Linked DNA regions of Homo sapiens: region 1 is linked to region 2. A link is an interaction called in ENCODE POLR2A ChIA-PET data of the cell type or tissue named here. Cell type or tissue: PC-3. All regions are shown on one strand. Links, peaks and the distances in the headings refer to the core of each region. The heading gives the core; the rest is flanking DNA.

What was found. Peaks named below come from ENCODE experiments on the same cell type or tissue, not always from the same donor. Only the 100,000 strongest peaks of a DNase experiment are listed, where the experiment ranks them.
Region 1: POLR2A ChIA-PET joins it to region 2 with 9 read pairs; 3 of 35 experiments call an interaction of 5 or more read pairs at or near these places.

What each region holds. Positions count from the first base shown.
Region 1 is chr5:56,003,214-56,011,260 of GRCh38, reverse strand. It overlaps IL6ST-DT (IL6ST divergent transcript), which reads right to left. Exons shown (of 2, transcript NR_102755.1): 2 at 7,612-8,047. Among named protein-coding and RNA genes, the nearest start is that of IL6ST-DT, 12 kb to the right of the region's middle. RefSeq lists an enhancer at 7,806-8,047. In PC-3, for the core only: no CTCF peak of the experiment used is centred there; no DNase peak of the experiment used is centred there.
Region 2 is chr5:56,255,128-56,263,174 of GRCh38, reverse strand. It overlaps the pseudogene RNA5SP185. Among named protein-coding and RNA genes, the nearest start is that of ANKRD55, 26 kb to the right of the region's middle. RefSeq lists an enhancer at 5,049-5,556. In PC-3, for the core only: no CTCF peak of the experiment used is centred there; a DNase peak (open chromatin) is centred at 3,814.

The DNA.
Region 1 (8,047 bases), core at 1,316-6,315, 250 kb after region 2:
TGGGGTCAAACTGAGTGTGAATTCACTGTAAAAGGGAAGGATCGAAAGCCCTGTTTGCAGTAGAGAATCTTAATGGTGTGGACTGTGTTGGGCAAGCAGCTCTGGTTAAGGACACTAACGCTTGTGCAGAAGTTTTGTTTTCAGATTGGCAGAAATTAAAGATGTGGCCATGAAGGAAACAATCTTAGTCTCTGGGTCATCCACACTCATTAACTGTAAGTGATAGAAAGGGCCTGAGCTTCAGTGTCATACAAATGTGAATTAGAATCCTGGCTCTGACATTTACCCACTGTGTGACCTTGAGCAAGTTCCCTAGTGTCTCTGAGCTTTGATTTCATCTGTAAAATGGGACAGTAGTGCCACTTTCCAGATGGTCGAAGGGATTAAGTGACATGATTTAAGTAGAATGCCTGGCATGTAATGGGTGATTAATAATAAATGGCAGATATTATTTATTATCCTAAGCAATTAACAAGAATTATATGATGGCAATGTTTTCTAAACAATACCTTTACAGATTAATAATATCATTAAAATGACAAAAATCCATTGGTGATTCTTAGCCTGAACAATCTCTCTGTGTCCTCCATCAAGCTTAGTTATCAAGAACTTCAGTTATTTGCCCGCAAGCCTCTGTGTCTCCATGTGATAGGTCACCATAGGATTTAATGTCAGATTCAGGCTGCTTCAACGCTCAGTCCTATTTCACATTTACTTGAAATAGTGGTTTATCATTTTTTTGCTGTTTTTTTCTTTTTGAGACAGAGTCTCGCTCTGTCTCCCAGGCTGGAGTACAGTGGTGTGATCTTGGCTCACTGCAACCTCCACCTTCTGGGTGCAAGTGATTCTCCTGCCTCAGCCTCCCAAGTAGCTGGGATTATAGGCACCAGCTATCATGTCCAGCTAATTTTTGTATTTTTAGTAAAGATAGGGTTTCACCATGCTGGCCAGGCTGACCTCAAGTAATCCACCCGCTTCGGCCTCCCAAAGTGCTGGGATTACAGGCATGAGCCACCGTGCCTGGCCAAAACAGTGGTTTATCATCTTGATCCTGCCATTAACTAATTGTTTGAACCAGAAACTAATTGAAACCAAGTCCCAATGTCTTCAGTGAAACAAACTGCAGTGTGTGTGTGTGTGTGTGTGTGTGTGTGTGTGTGTGTGTGTGTGTAAAATAAAGGTCTGGGCCAGGCGCAGTGGCTCACGCCTGTAATCCCAGCACTTTGGGAGGCCAAGGCAGGCGGATTACCTGAGGTTGGGAGTTCAAGACCAGCCTGACCAACATGGAGAAACCCTGTCCCGACTAAAAATACAAAATTAGCCAGTCGTGGTGGCAGGCACCTGTAATCCCAGCTACTCAGGAGGCTGAGGCAGGAGAATTGCTTGAACCCGGGAGGCAGAGATTGCGGTGAGCCAAGATTGCACCATTGCACTCCAGCCTGAGCAACAAGAGTGAAACTCCGTCTCAGGGGAAAAAAAAAAGGTCTGACATTTAGGCTTTCATTATTATTTTGAGACTCCAAACCACAGATCCCCACTAAGTTATCCTAGTTTACTAGTCAGTCCATAAGTCTTCCATGATTAAACTTACTAGTAATGATAATCATAACAACAATAATAATATACCTTAAAAATTATAAAATATTTTTCCATGTCTAGCACTTTTACATATATTATCTTATTTAGATTTCATAACAACTTATTGAAAGAGATTGTATTTCCATTTTACAGATAAGGAAATGGAGGTTCAGGTGAGACAAGTAATCTGTCTATAGTTATAGAACTAATAAATGGTAGAGCCACCTGGTTTTCTATCTCCATGTCCAGAGATTCCTATCAAACCTATCATCATAAACAACAAAGAATTACCAATTGTCTAATACATTAAGGATAGTGTGCCTGGCTCTATTTGCCTAACTGGTTGCTTCCACCAAGGCCCAGCAGAACAAAAATCAGAGCCAGCAGCCACATACCCCCTTGATCCGAGCCTGGCCCCCTTGCACATATGTGATCCTGTGAAATTCACTAACACATAAAGCATCATGCCATCTGAAGGCACAAAATAGCTATTAATAATCCCCTGCATTGGTAAAGTCCCCTCCCTTCTGGAATGTTAGTTTTACAAAGATTATCATATAATTTCCTCCAGGGCAGTTTTAATGATGTGCCCTGTTTCCTTATGTGAGAAAGACTCAAGAAGAATTATTGAAACTCATTAGTTGCTTCCAAAAAGAGAAATATTTTGGTTGGCATAATGTCAACTGTTGATCCACAGGTTCAACCTGACTATTCTACTTAGAAAAAGCACAAATGAGTTTGGGTTTATTCAAGATCTGAAACCTTCTGGCCAAAGCTTAAAGGTACTTGTGTTCTTACCAGTGAAAATTCCAACCAACATGAAAAACACCTCACACAGAGGTCATCTTGTATTTCCTCAGAGATCCATGCCAGAATATGCTGAGGGCTTTCAGGGTCATGCCATGGTAGCTCCTTCCACCCATGATCTCCATATTTCTAATTAATTTTTTCCCACTTTTTGGTCTTTTTACCCAAACTAGAAAGTTTCTCCAAGAGGGAGCATGTGTTGGTGTCCAAAGTGTTTCTGCTGGAGAATGGCAGTGACAGGGCAAAGTGGGCACAATGCTATGATGAAGTTTGAGTTGACTTTACCCTCATCTTCTTCCCTCACAAACCAAACCCTGGAAACCATGCAGAAAAGCCTCTCCTGAGGCTTGGCTACAGGAGAGGCAAAAGTAGAGGGAGCAGCAAGGCAGTTGCCTCCTTCCAAGATTACACCCAGGCTAATCTGAGGCTACCATACCCTCTGCTATGTCTACTCCCAATATATCTGTGAAATTTATTGGAAAATTTCAATGCACTATTAAAAACGTCATGAGTGTAGTCAGTAAAATAAGCTTTTAACAACATAGGAAATTGTTTAGGCCATGGTGGTAATTGACAAAACAAATAAAAAATTATATGCATCTAAAAGATATTAGAAATACACCAAAATAGCTGTGTGTAGTGGCTCATGCTTGTAGTTCCAGCAATTTAGGAGGCCAAGGCAAGAGGATTGCTTGAGGCCAGGAGTTTGACACCAGCTTGGGCAACATAGGGAGACCTCATCTCTACAAAAATTTTTTTTAATTAGCTGGGCGTAATGGCACACACCTGTAGTCCCAGCTACTTAGGAGGCTGAGGCCGGAGGATCACTTGAGCTTAAGAGTTTGAGGCTGCAGTGAGCTATGATAGAGCCACTGCATGACAGAGAGACTGTGTTTCTTTATATATATAATATTTATATACAATAAATATATAATATATACATTTATAATATATAAGGAATATATAATTATATAAATCATAATTTAATTATATAATTTAATTATATAATTATATAATTATATTATATAGTATATATTATATATAATATATACTATATAATATAATTATTATATATATTATATATCCTATATTATATTATATAGTATATATTATATATATTATATTATATATTATATGTAATATATTATATAATATATAATATTATATATCATGTATCATATATTATATATATTATATCATATATAATATATAAAATATATATATTATATATGATATATGATATATCATATATATTATATATGATATATGATATATCATATATCATATATAAAATATAATATATAATATATAATATATATAATATATAATATATGATATCATATATTATATATTATATATCGTATATTATATATTTGATATATCATATATCATATATTATATATCATAGTATATTATATCATATATTATATATTATATAGTATATCATATATTATATATTATATATAGTATATATGATATATAATATATAGTATATAATATATAATGTATATATTGTATAATATATAATATATAATGTATATATTGTATAATATATAATATATATTATATATGATATATATTAAATATATAAATAATATATAATATAATATATATCATATATCATATATCATATAATATATATAATATATAATATAATATATAATAATTGTATAATTTAATTATATAATTATAATATATAAGGAAGATGTACAATTTACATATATATAAATTAACACTTCTAGGTCATAAGAGTGTGACTACAGTGAACAACTGCTATTTCCTGCCCTGTTTGTTGCAAAGATTAATTGGGATATAAAGTGTCTGGTATAGTGAGTTTCTGTCACATAGCTGGCACACAAAAAGGGGTAGCACTTAGGATAATACTTGTTATCCAGGCATTGAAAATTTGTCTCTGATTAGAGAAAACAGCTTAACATATTCCTACTTGGAAAAAAAATTCACTTTTTATTGAAATCAGAATCACAGTCTAAGTGGTTTACACTGATTTTCTGCATTTGGGTTGGACCATTTAGTCCATCTGTAGCTAGATGCTCCAGGGGTTTAAAGACATATTCAGTTTCCTTTCTACCTCCTGCCATGACATCTAACACACAAGACAGATGATTCATTCTTCATTTATTTTTCTGTCTTTATAAAGTTAGAAAAAGGTAGCAAGTATATGAAAAAAAATTCATGAGAATGATGTTAAGAGGTAAGAAGGTGGGCAAAAGAAGGGAAGGTGTAATGGCATGTCTGGGCATTGGTGACCCTCTCCTACAGCTCCACAAGGCAGAACGAGAACTGGACACAAGGAGAAGTTCAACACCTGGCAGCTTGTTTAGTTTTTCTCTTTTCTTACACAATAGAGTATGGGCTTCCTTTAATGTCACTGGGAAATTTTCTATGTGACCCCTGAGGGTCAGTACCTAAATCAATCAATCCTGGGAAAATATCTAGTTTTATGCTCTGGCCCCTGGTACCTGAAAGCAAGTTTTCAGAATCTGGTTGATCCTTCGCCTCTTCTCATTATCTGCACACAGAAATCAGATTAAGGAAGCGGATACTCTTTATTCTAATTTGAGGTTTCTTACCTATGACTGTCTTGGCAGATGTGAGAAGAGGATGCATATATTTGGAAGAGACAAAAACTTTATTTCAGCATATCAAGATATTTAAGTAAGGTATTTGTTCCAGAATTTTTTTCTCTCTACACTCTTCACTTAACAACTCTCCCTGATTGCATTAGAAAGACAAACAACAAAAACCCACTGACTAGCAGAGAATGAAGGTGCCAAACTCTTGGACTCTCAAATTCAAAAGCCTTAGTAGTAAGACAGAAAGATTTGGGGAGATACTTGCTGACCCATCTTAATTGCCCCTCCCACTAATATCAACCCCCCTACCCCACCCCCACCCCTAGGCTAGATAAAGACTTTCCAAGTTGGGGAGCGCAAAAGTAGAGAAATGAGTGTTAAGCAAAATAACTTCAGGTAATAAAGATCTAAGAAAAGGTCCTCCACCATGCCCCTTACTTGGGGTTAGCTCCAAGTTGGGGAGACATGGTGGAGGCTCATGACAATGTTGGGAATCTATTAACATCTGGAATCCTGGGAGGCAGCAGCCTAGCAGATGTTTCCTAGACCACAATGTTGTCACAGAATTAAGGTAAAGATGACCACATATAGTGCCCTAGGTAGGGAAAGTCTGAGGCAGTCCCTCTGAATCTTTTGCAGCCCCGAGAGTGGCACAGAAAAGCTAACGGGCCCCCAAGAAAGACACATAATTTAGCTGACAAAGGGTCCAAGGGGACTTACAGTCATGACCATGAGACACAAAAGTGGAAAGTAGCATGGAATGTACATCCAGAGCTCAGGTGGGGACAAGGACATACCTGCAGGTGCCTAATGTGGGGGTGATGACATCCAAGAACCACAAAGGACACAACTAGAGTGAAAGCCCAGGAGTTTGAGATCAGTCTGGGCAATAAAGTGAGACCCTGTATCTACAAAAAATCAAAAAAATTAGCCACACATGGTGGTGTGTGCCTATAGTCCCAGCTCCTTAGGAGGCTGAGGTGGAAAAGTCGCTTGAGCCCAGGAGTTTGAGGCTGCAGTGAGCTATGATCCCATCACTGCACTCCAGCCTGGGCAATAAAGCCAGACCCTGTCTCAAAGAAAAAAAAAAGGAGAGGAGAGAACAGGGGAGGGGAGGACAGAGGAGGGAAGGGGAGGGGAGGGGAGGGGAGGGGGAAGAAATTACTTAAGAATATACAGCTTATCCGCAATGATTAACCCAGGCTTTGATCACAGATCTGTCCATACATTTCTTACCATATCCCACTGTCAAGTCTTGCCATTCTATCTCCCTGGCATTATTCAGAACACCCTCTTCCTTCTCTTCCAAAATAAGGAGCTATTCTAGTTCAAGCTCTCTTCCAGTTTCTTGTTCCCCCAATTCATCCTTCACAGTATTAATATAATTTGCTTTCTGAATCACAAATCTGTTCTCAACAGTATCCTGCTTTAAAAATTCTAATATCTCCCTACAAAATAAAGTGTAAATCCCCTGTGTAGCATGGCTTTTAAGGAAGGCCTCCACCTTCTCGTCTCAATTTATTTCTCACCCCGCACTCCCTGATCTACTCTCACCAGACCTCTTGGTAATACCTTGTCCTTTCGCATTCCCACTGCTTCCTCTTGCTGTTCCCTCTGCCAAGAACTGCTTCCCTCCATTATCTCCCTTAGTGAGTTCCTACTCATCTTTCATGAACTTGCTTCAATGTCACACTTCCTCTAGAAAGCATCTCCAGTCTCTCCAGGGAAAATTAATTGTCTCTTTTCTGAATTAACATAGCACTTTGTTCAAATGACTAATACAGCATCCATGACATTGTATATGTTGGGAGAGACTAACTTAAAGAGCAAAGAATTTTTTCAGTCTGCCATTTTATCTGGGTTCCCCCATTCCCTTTTTGCTCTGTGGTCTAGAAATCTCTTCCTCAATTCCTTTTCTTTCTTTTCTTTTTCTTTCTTTCTTTTTTTGAGATGGAGTCTCGTTCTGTCACCAGGCTGGCGTGCAGTGGCGCAATCTCAGCTTACTGCAACCTCTGCCTCCTGGGTTCAAGCAATTCTCCTGCCTTAGCCTCCTGAGTAGCTGGGACTACTGGTGTGCGCCACCACGCCCAGCAAAGTTTTTGTATTTTTAGTAGAGACCGGGCTTCACCATGTTGGCCAGGATGGTCTCAATCTCCTGACCTTGTGATCCTAATGCCTCGGCCTCCCAAAGTGCTGGGATTACAGGCATGAGCCACCACGCCCGGCCCATCAATTCCTTTTCTACAGTGAATGATCATCTGGAATCATTTGCATTTTTGGCTGTGAGTTTCTCATGGCCTAGAGCAGACTTCTGAGAGGAAGTAACTACTTAGATGAATATTTTTACACGGTGAGCAAGTTAGGCAAAGCAAATGAAGAAGGCAATGACCGGCCAAGGAAACAGAATAAGCTGTCTCTTCTTGGCATGGAAGGAGGGAACAGTATGTTGGATGCTGGCCCAGGAACCATTAGCAAATAGGTAATATGAGAGCCTGGAGTTGGAGGCCATGTTAGGAGACAAGACCAGAGAAGTAGGTAGAGGTCACGTAATGAGGGACTTCTATGACATACAAGAGGGATTTGGGTAATGGGAAGGGATTGACGGAGTTTTAAGGAGAGTGAGATGGTCAGATTTTCAGCACGGTACATGATAAAGATTAGAATTTTATTCTGGTTGCTTATTACTCCTAACAAAACAGTGACTTAAAACAAACATTTTATTATACCATACAAATTTTTGAGTCAGCAGTTTGGAAAGAATTCAGTTAGGCAGTTCTTCTGCTCTATGTGGCATTGACTGGGATCAGTTAGTATTATTCATCTCGTGGCTGGTCTGGTATGGAGGTTCCAAGATGGCTTTACTCACATGCCAAGTTCCTGGGCAGGGTCACTAGGAAGACTGGGATCAGCCGGGCCACTCCCCCTCTCCCTGTAGTCTCAGCTCTCTCCAGATGGTGTAATAAGGTAGATGGACTTTGTACACAGTGACTCAGGACTTCCACAGACCAAGGTGAAAGCTCCTCTTAAAAGCCAGACCCTGAACAAGCCTGCCTAAATTCAAGATGAAG
Region 2 (8,047 bases), core at 1,126-6,125:
TTCATAATATATGAGAAAATACATTGTTCTTCTTGTTTAAGGCTTTCAGGCTGGGTTTTTCTGTTTTGTTTTGTTTGTTTGTTTGTTTGTTTTGGCTACTTCCAATAAAAAGCTTCTTTCTGGATTCACTAAGTAAATCGGTGAAGGTCACACACTCAGCAAACGGCAGATCCAGCTCTTAACCTTCCCACCCTCTCATCCCATCCCCAGCCCCAGCCAAAGTCCCTTGGCTCACGGCAGGCCTGAGATCACAGGAATGAAAAACCTCAGTTAAAGAAAAAATCAGAAATATGAGTTTCTCTGTCACAAAGCAAAGAGCATCTAAGTAGAAGTGTACTTACCAGCAAGATTGAAAGCTGCAGGAAAAAATATGGAAGCAAATATATTTCCCCAGAAATGATTTTCACTAAACTACAAATTTTTTAACCATTAAGACTTTCTCTACTGCCAAATAAGAATCAATAGTTATCTTTTCATGGATATTAAAAACCCCTTGTTTTTAAAAGAACAGTAAATAAATAAGTTTCACCAGAAAATTCTTGACCGGGTATTCTTAAAGTGTGGTTTGGAAACTTTAAGCCTCTTTCAGGTCAAAACTAGTTTTCATGATAACACTGAGGCATCAATCGCCTTTTTCATCTCGTCCTCTCAAGTGTGCATTAGTGCTCTCCAGAGGCTACATGATATGTGATATCAAACAGACTAGTGCAGAAACAGATATGAGAATCCAGCTGTCTTCTGATAGAAAGCATTTCTCAAAGAGAGATTTGCCAGATATCAAAGAGATTGGCAAACATTTTATAGAGACATACATCAGTGTCATTTTGATAATTTTTTGTCTCAGAAAATAAGTCATTTTCATAAATATGTGGTATTTATGTTCATTGGTATTGGGTTTATTATTGGAGTTTTTAAAATTAATAAACTTTTTTAAGTCCTCCGGGTTTTATTTCAAGTATAGTAACTATAGGTTGATATAACTCACATATACCAAAGTTCCTTATGGTCCTCTATCACTTGTAAGAGAGTGAAGGAGTCTTGAGACCCAAACACTTGAGAATCTCTGTTCTAGACCAACATATGATGATGTTTCTTCTTCTCCCACTTAGACGCTACCTCTTGAGTGGCAGGGTTTACATGCTTGAAGCATCTTTCTGCCTCCCTCTGATGAGGGATAGATTTACGGTTTCATCCACAGACTATGGGCCTGGGGCCTGTATTGTCTTCAAACTCTGCCACTTTAAACTTTGGTAGAACTTGGGTTCCCCCAAAGGAGACGTTAAGACAGGCTCTAGCCTTGGGAAATTAGTTCGCCTCCCAGCCATCCCTCCTCTCTTCCCATAGAACCCTAGAGCCAGTTTTCAATGCCAGTCTCTCAGAGACCCTCACCTCATTTTCTCTGCCGACACTTTTGCAGATAAGTCTAGCACTGACTAGAACACAGGTTGTAGAGGGTACAGCATAACGTTTTTGTGTAGAAAGATACCCATAACAGAATATTCGGGCCTTCCGCATGAACACCCAAGAACTCACCCTGGAATGGCACAGGCAGGAACATTCCGGAGCCCTTCACATCCACTTCCCAAAAGATCTCTGTAATCTGCAAAATAGGCACAAACCCTCCAGTTAGGGCAGGCCATCTGCTTTTATGCCTTGCCACCCCAAAACTCGCTCTAACCCACCCAATCCAATTCTCACCTCCGTGGCAGCAACTGTGTGACCTGAAGTTTCATCAGTGCATGCCAGCAGGTGGTCAGTAAGGGGCAATCCTCCTGCGGCTTTCGTGGAGGGACTAGAGTGGGCAGATATGGTCCCAGGTTCCTCTGCAGGCGTTGCCAGTGATAATCTCCAACCAGCAGAAAGATGGTGATGGACCTCGATGGAGAGAGACTGGGCACATTGTGTATTCACACAATAGGGTTCCCCTCACCTGGCACCCAAACAAGGAATACGCCAGCAGGGGCAATTTTCTGAAAGCTCCTTCGGGAGCTCTGTTTGTGTTTACTGGGACATGGGACAGTGTTTGAGTGATAGGCTTCTTGCCTTTATCTCTCTGCTTTGTGAGAATGAGAAGGAAGAAGGAGAGAAGGAAGAAAAGGAGATTTTGTCAGGCTCTTCACAAAATCATTCAGAAAAGAATGGGAAGAGTAAGATCCCTTTCAGCTATATATAACATTGTATAATGTTATAATTTTACTCTTTATGTTACAGGAATCTATTGTTTAAATTTAATTGAGGCCAAACCCTCAACCCAAGAACACATCCCAAACCAACCCTCCACTGAGTAAGTTCACTGATTTGAGGAATGCTGAAAGAACAGCCTTCCCCAAACTATTGCCACTGCTGGCTTCCCATGGGGCTGGAAGCTTTCCCCATGACCATCACACTGTTGGGACAAAGAAAGCATTACCTGGTGTAATCTGAAAGCCATTCACATGAATGATCCACGTACTGCAGGTACTGTCCACAAGTCTAGGAAGATTAAAGTGAAAACATCTCCAGTCTCTGTATTGGACATAAACCTTGCCCTTTTTCAAGATTCCCTCAATTGCTGTCTTCTCTCAGTTGGCGCCTCATTCCCAGTGTCACAGATGAAATGCTACATAGTGGGGCACGGCACCTGAGCAGCTGAGAAGGGGCTAGATGATGCCACCCAGAAGTGTAAGGGGCCTTAACTTTCCATGGAGTAAATCTTGACCATTGGGAAACAGGAAATGAAAGAGAATCAGAGTCTGGCCATACCACCCTGAATGAGCCCAATCTCGCCTGCTCTCGGAAGCTAAGCAGGGTGGGGCCTGGTTAGTACTCAGGTGGAAAAAAGAGAATCAGGCAGACATATGTCCTTCCTTTCATCCATTCATAGTATGGCTTCTCTTTAAAAACTCTCCAAAAAAGGCAGGGCGCGGTGGCTCAAGCCTATATTCCAGCACTTTGGGAGGCCGAGGCTGGCGGATCACCTGAGGTCGGGCACTCCAGACCAGCCTGGCCAACATGGTGAAACCCTGTCTCTACTAAAAATACAAAAATTAGCCAGGTTTGGTGGCACACACCTGTAATCCCAGCTACTTGGGAGGCTGAGGCACGAGAATTGCTTGAACCCAGGAGATGGGAGGTTGCAGTAAGCCGAGATCACACCACTGCACTCCAGCCTGGGTGATAGAGTGAGACTGTTTCAAAAAGAAAAAACACAACACACACACACACACACACACACTCCAAAAAAGTCGCATGTGCCAAATGAAGACAGATGCCCTATATCTCTTTACAGCTCATTGGGAAGTTGAAGCCAGCATCCTACATCACACCCCATAGCTTCACCTCTTTCCTTAATTAACTTCTATTTGTTTTCAACATTTTCACACCCCTGGCTTGCACCTCTTAAACCAACTGTCAGATCTTTCCCTTAGGTTTTGTTCTCTAGGAGATCAAGACTAAGACAGTCCATGTTAAGATCTTTGAGAATATCCCAACAAATAGCACCCCTCTTTTCATCTAGGTTCTAAACAAGTTGAGGAGAAGGGGGAAAAAAACATATATACAGGACAAATAGCAACTTTTTGATAGATAAAAGCAAAGTTCTAAGAGTCTACGTTGAGAATCGTATGTTCTTGCTGAATGAACTCAAGGCTTGAACACCCTGTCCCAGTGTCAGATTCAAGGAGACTTTGCCATGTGGAAGGGGACTACCCAAATTTGTCAGTATTATTACTGACAATAAGTAAATTCGTGTTTTCTGTGGGCAGTATGAGGACAGAGTTGAGCTAAACATACACCACAATTCTTCCCATATTTCTCAAACAAATGAGTCATTCCACCACCCCAGAGACACAGTGAGTAAAGAAACAGAGAGAGACCCAGAGTTGTGATAAATGGGCTCCCTTTAGAGGAAGAAACATATGAGTAGGAAAGAAAAATTCTCACTAAATAGTTCTCATTCCATGTGCACTGGCAATGCACCAGCTCTCAGTAATCTGTGCATTTCTCCCAGGCAGTATTTGCTTTTATTTTCTGCTTTTGCTGCATTTTTGTCCCCTCATATCTCATCTTCTATGACTGGTCTCTTCTGTTCACCCTGTGCCAGCCTAAACATGAAACAGTCATTTTCCTTTTAATTCCCCGAAGAAACTATGAAAAGGAAGCCATTAAGTTTAGAAGACTTACTGAAGATAACAGACAGCTCAAGGCTAGATACTTTAATACTTTAAGGCTAGATACTGAGAAGATTTAGGACTCCAGCTATGATAAAATAGCTTGCATCACCTAGCCCTTTCTTCAAAAGTAACTATAAACGCTCCCTCTCCCCCTCCCCCTCCCCCTCCCTCTCTCCCCTTTGCATGGTCTCCCTCTGATGCCAAGCGGAGGCTGGACTGTACTGCCGCCATCTCAGCTCACTGCAACCTCCCTGCCTGATTCTCCTGCCTCAGCCTGCCGAGTGCCTGGGATTGCAGGCACGCACCGCCACGCCTGACTGGTTTTCGTATTTTTTGGTGGAGACGGGGTTTCGCCGTGTTGGCCGGGCTGGTCTCCAGCTCCTGACCGCGCGTGATCTGCCAGCCTCGGCCTCCCGAGGTGCCAGGATTGCAGACGGAGTCTCGCTCGCTCAGTGCTCAATATTGCCCATGCTGGAGTGCAGTGGCGTGATCTCGGCTCGCTACAACCTCCACCTCCCAGCCGACTGCCTTGGCCTCCCAAAGTGCCGAGATTGCAGCCTCTGCCCGGCCGCCACCCTGTCTAAGAAGTGAGGAGCGTCTCTGCCCGGCTGCCCATCATCTGGGATGTGAGGAGCCCCTCTGCCTGGCCGTCCAGTCTGGGAAGTGAGGAGCACCTTTTCCCGGCCGTCATCCCGTCTAGGAAGTGAGGAGCGTTTCTGCCCGGCCGCCCATCGTCTGGGATGTGGGGAGCACCTCTGCCCGGCCGCCCCGTCTGGGAAGTGAGGAGCCCCTCTGCCCGGCAGCCACCCCGTCTGGGAGGTTTACCCAACAGCACATTGAGAACGGGCCATGATGACGATGGCGGTTTTGTCAAATAGAAAGGGGGGAAGTGTGGGGAAAAGAAAGAGAGATCGGATTGTTACTGTGTCTGCGTGGAAAGAAGTAGACATAGGAGACTCCATTTTGTTCTGTACTAAGAAAAATTCTTCTGCCTTGGGATGCTGTTAATCTATAACCTTACCCCCAACCCCGTGCTCTCTGAAACATGTGCTATGTCCACTAAGGGTTAAATGGATTAAGGTCCGTGCAAGATGTGCTTTGTTAAACAGATGCTTGAAGGCAGCATGCTCGTTAAGAGTCATCACCACTCCCTAATCTCAAGTACCCAGGGACACAAACACTGCGGAAGGCGGCAGGGCCCTCTGCCTAGGAAAACCAGAGACCTTTGTTCACATGTTTATCTGCTGACCTTCCCTCCACTATTGTCCTATGACCCTGCCAAATCCCCCTCTCCGAGAAACACCCAAGAATGATCAATAAATACTAAAAAAATTTAAAAAAAAATTATAAACGTTGCACAAAATACATAAAGCAATTGCCTGAAGGCACTGGAGACACCAAGCACAAGCGAGATTTAAAGAAAACCCTATGGCATGAGGTCCACATACATTCCAGATATTCTCTTGAGGACATGTACACACTGCAGAATAGGGATATACAAATACAACAGTCTTAGTGGGCTGAGAAAGTAGAAGTAAGAATTTGGAGCTGCCAAAGCAGGCAGGACTTAGGAAAGTCCTGAAGAAGGGAAACAACAAAGGTGCCTACAATTCTGCAAACTTATTTCCCTAAAGTTTATGGGTTCCTAAGCTGGCACACAAAATATGAAACAAGAAATAAAGAAATAGAAGGAGAGAAAGACACAAAGAAAGAGAGGGGGGAGGAAGGGAGGGAGGAGGGAGAGAGGAAAAGAAGGAAGGAAAGAAGGGAGGGAGAGAGGGAGGGGAGGAGAGAGAGAAAAGAAAGAAAGGAGAGAAAGAGAAAAGAAAGGAAAGAAAGAAGAAAGAAAGAGAAAGAAAGAAAGAAAGATAAAGAAAGAAAGAGAAAGAAAGAAAGAGAGAAGGAAGGGAAGGAGGGAGACAGGAAGGAAGGAATGAAGGAAGGGAGGCAGGGAGGGAGGGAAGGAGGATAGCTGAAGATCTGATCAGAGATTTCAGTACTAGGGAGGCAAAGGTCATAATTAAAACCTTTCCAAAATAGAAAAACCTTGGCGAATGTTCCAGGCTTTGAACCGTCCAGGCTTTGAACCAAATTATGGAAATCCAAGTAGAAATTTATTTAAAGTAAATAGATTTATAGGTGAATCAGATGTTAACAATAACTGACAGGGAGTTTAAAATAACTGTGATTAATATGGTCAAGAGAATGGAGAAAATGATAGACAAAATGGAAGAAAGGTTGGAGAATTTCATTGGGGAAATGAATCTATTTTTAAAAAGAGACAAACAATTGGTAAAATTTTTAAAGCACCAAAAACATCAATTATGTAGAATAAATCTGATAGAAGTTGTATAAGATCTCTACGATGAAAACTACAGATAGTTGCTGAGAGAAGTAAAAGAAGATCTAAGTAAATGACAGGTAATATCATGAACATGGAATTCAAAGATGCAACAGTCTTAAGATATCAAGTCATTCCAAATGGATATATAAATTCAATGCAATCCCAATAAAAATGCTATCAATTTTTTTGGTAGAAATTGATAAGCTATTTGTAAAATTGATATGGAAATAAAAAGAACTCTGAATAGCTAAGGCAATACTGAAGAAAAAAGACAAAACCTGATATCAAAGCTAGAGAAATTAAAACAGTATGGTACTGGAACAAGAAAAGACAACAGATCATGGAATAAATTAGACTTCAGAAACAGACCCACATCCATAGGATTTATGATAAATCTGATTTATGATAAAGGCATCACAGAAACTCAGTGGAGAAAGAATTATCTTTTCAATAAATGGTGGTGGTTCAAGTGTATATTCATATGGGAAAAAAAGACTCTTGTCCCTTACCTCACATTATACACAAAAATTAATTCAAGGTAGATCATATATCTAAAGACGAAAAGTAAAACAATAAAAATTCTAGAAGAAAACACAGTAAATATGTTCAGGGACCTCAGGTTAGGCCATAGTTTCTTAGACAGAACACATGGAAATACTGATAAATTGGATTTAATTAAAATAAAGAAATTCTGTTCAATGAATGACATGGTTAAGAGAATGGAAAAAGCAAACCTCAGACTGGTATAAAATATTTGTTATTCAGACATTTGCATGCACACACACATATGGCAAAGAATTTATATCTAGACTATATTCTTGTATAAAAGTTCTATAAATTGATAAGAAAAAGATATACAACACAATTTTTAATGTTGAGCCAGAATCCTGAACAAGCACTCCACAAAAGAGGATATGAAAATGATCAATATGCAAATGAGAAAGGTGTTCAGCATCATTATTCATGAGAAACAAAACACATCTTGATACCATGTGCTGCTTTGTAGTCTAGAAATGCCAATATCTCCCCTTGAAAAAGCAATTACAAAGCCACAGCTCTGAATACCAGAAAGTGAATTAGAATAAGTGTCAATTATTATAAACAGCCTTGTTTAATTTGGGGAATGGGGTTTCTGCTAAGGTTTTTCATCTTGCAGTGAACGGATTTTGATTCTCTATTGCAGTTATTTAAGTCACTCTTGCCAGCCTAGTGCAAAAAGTGAAAAGTCATAACAGAAACCTTACTCTTGGAATTAAACAGGGCTGCTCACAATTGTTGAAATCCATCTGAATTCACATTCTCATATTCAAAGCTGTGGTTTTGCAATTGCTTTCTTACAAAGAAACTGGAAAAATAAGGCTGCAGGGGTTGAGAATTGTGACCATTTTTGCAATCTAGCATAATGGCTACAAGCACAGGTTCAGGAGCCAGAAAACCTGGGTTTTAATCACTGTTCTGCCGCAGTAGCTGTGTCTTAGTTTCCTCACCAGATATGGAGGACAATGATGGCACATACCTTGTAAAGTTGTGGTAGCTTACATTCTGTCTCACT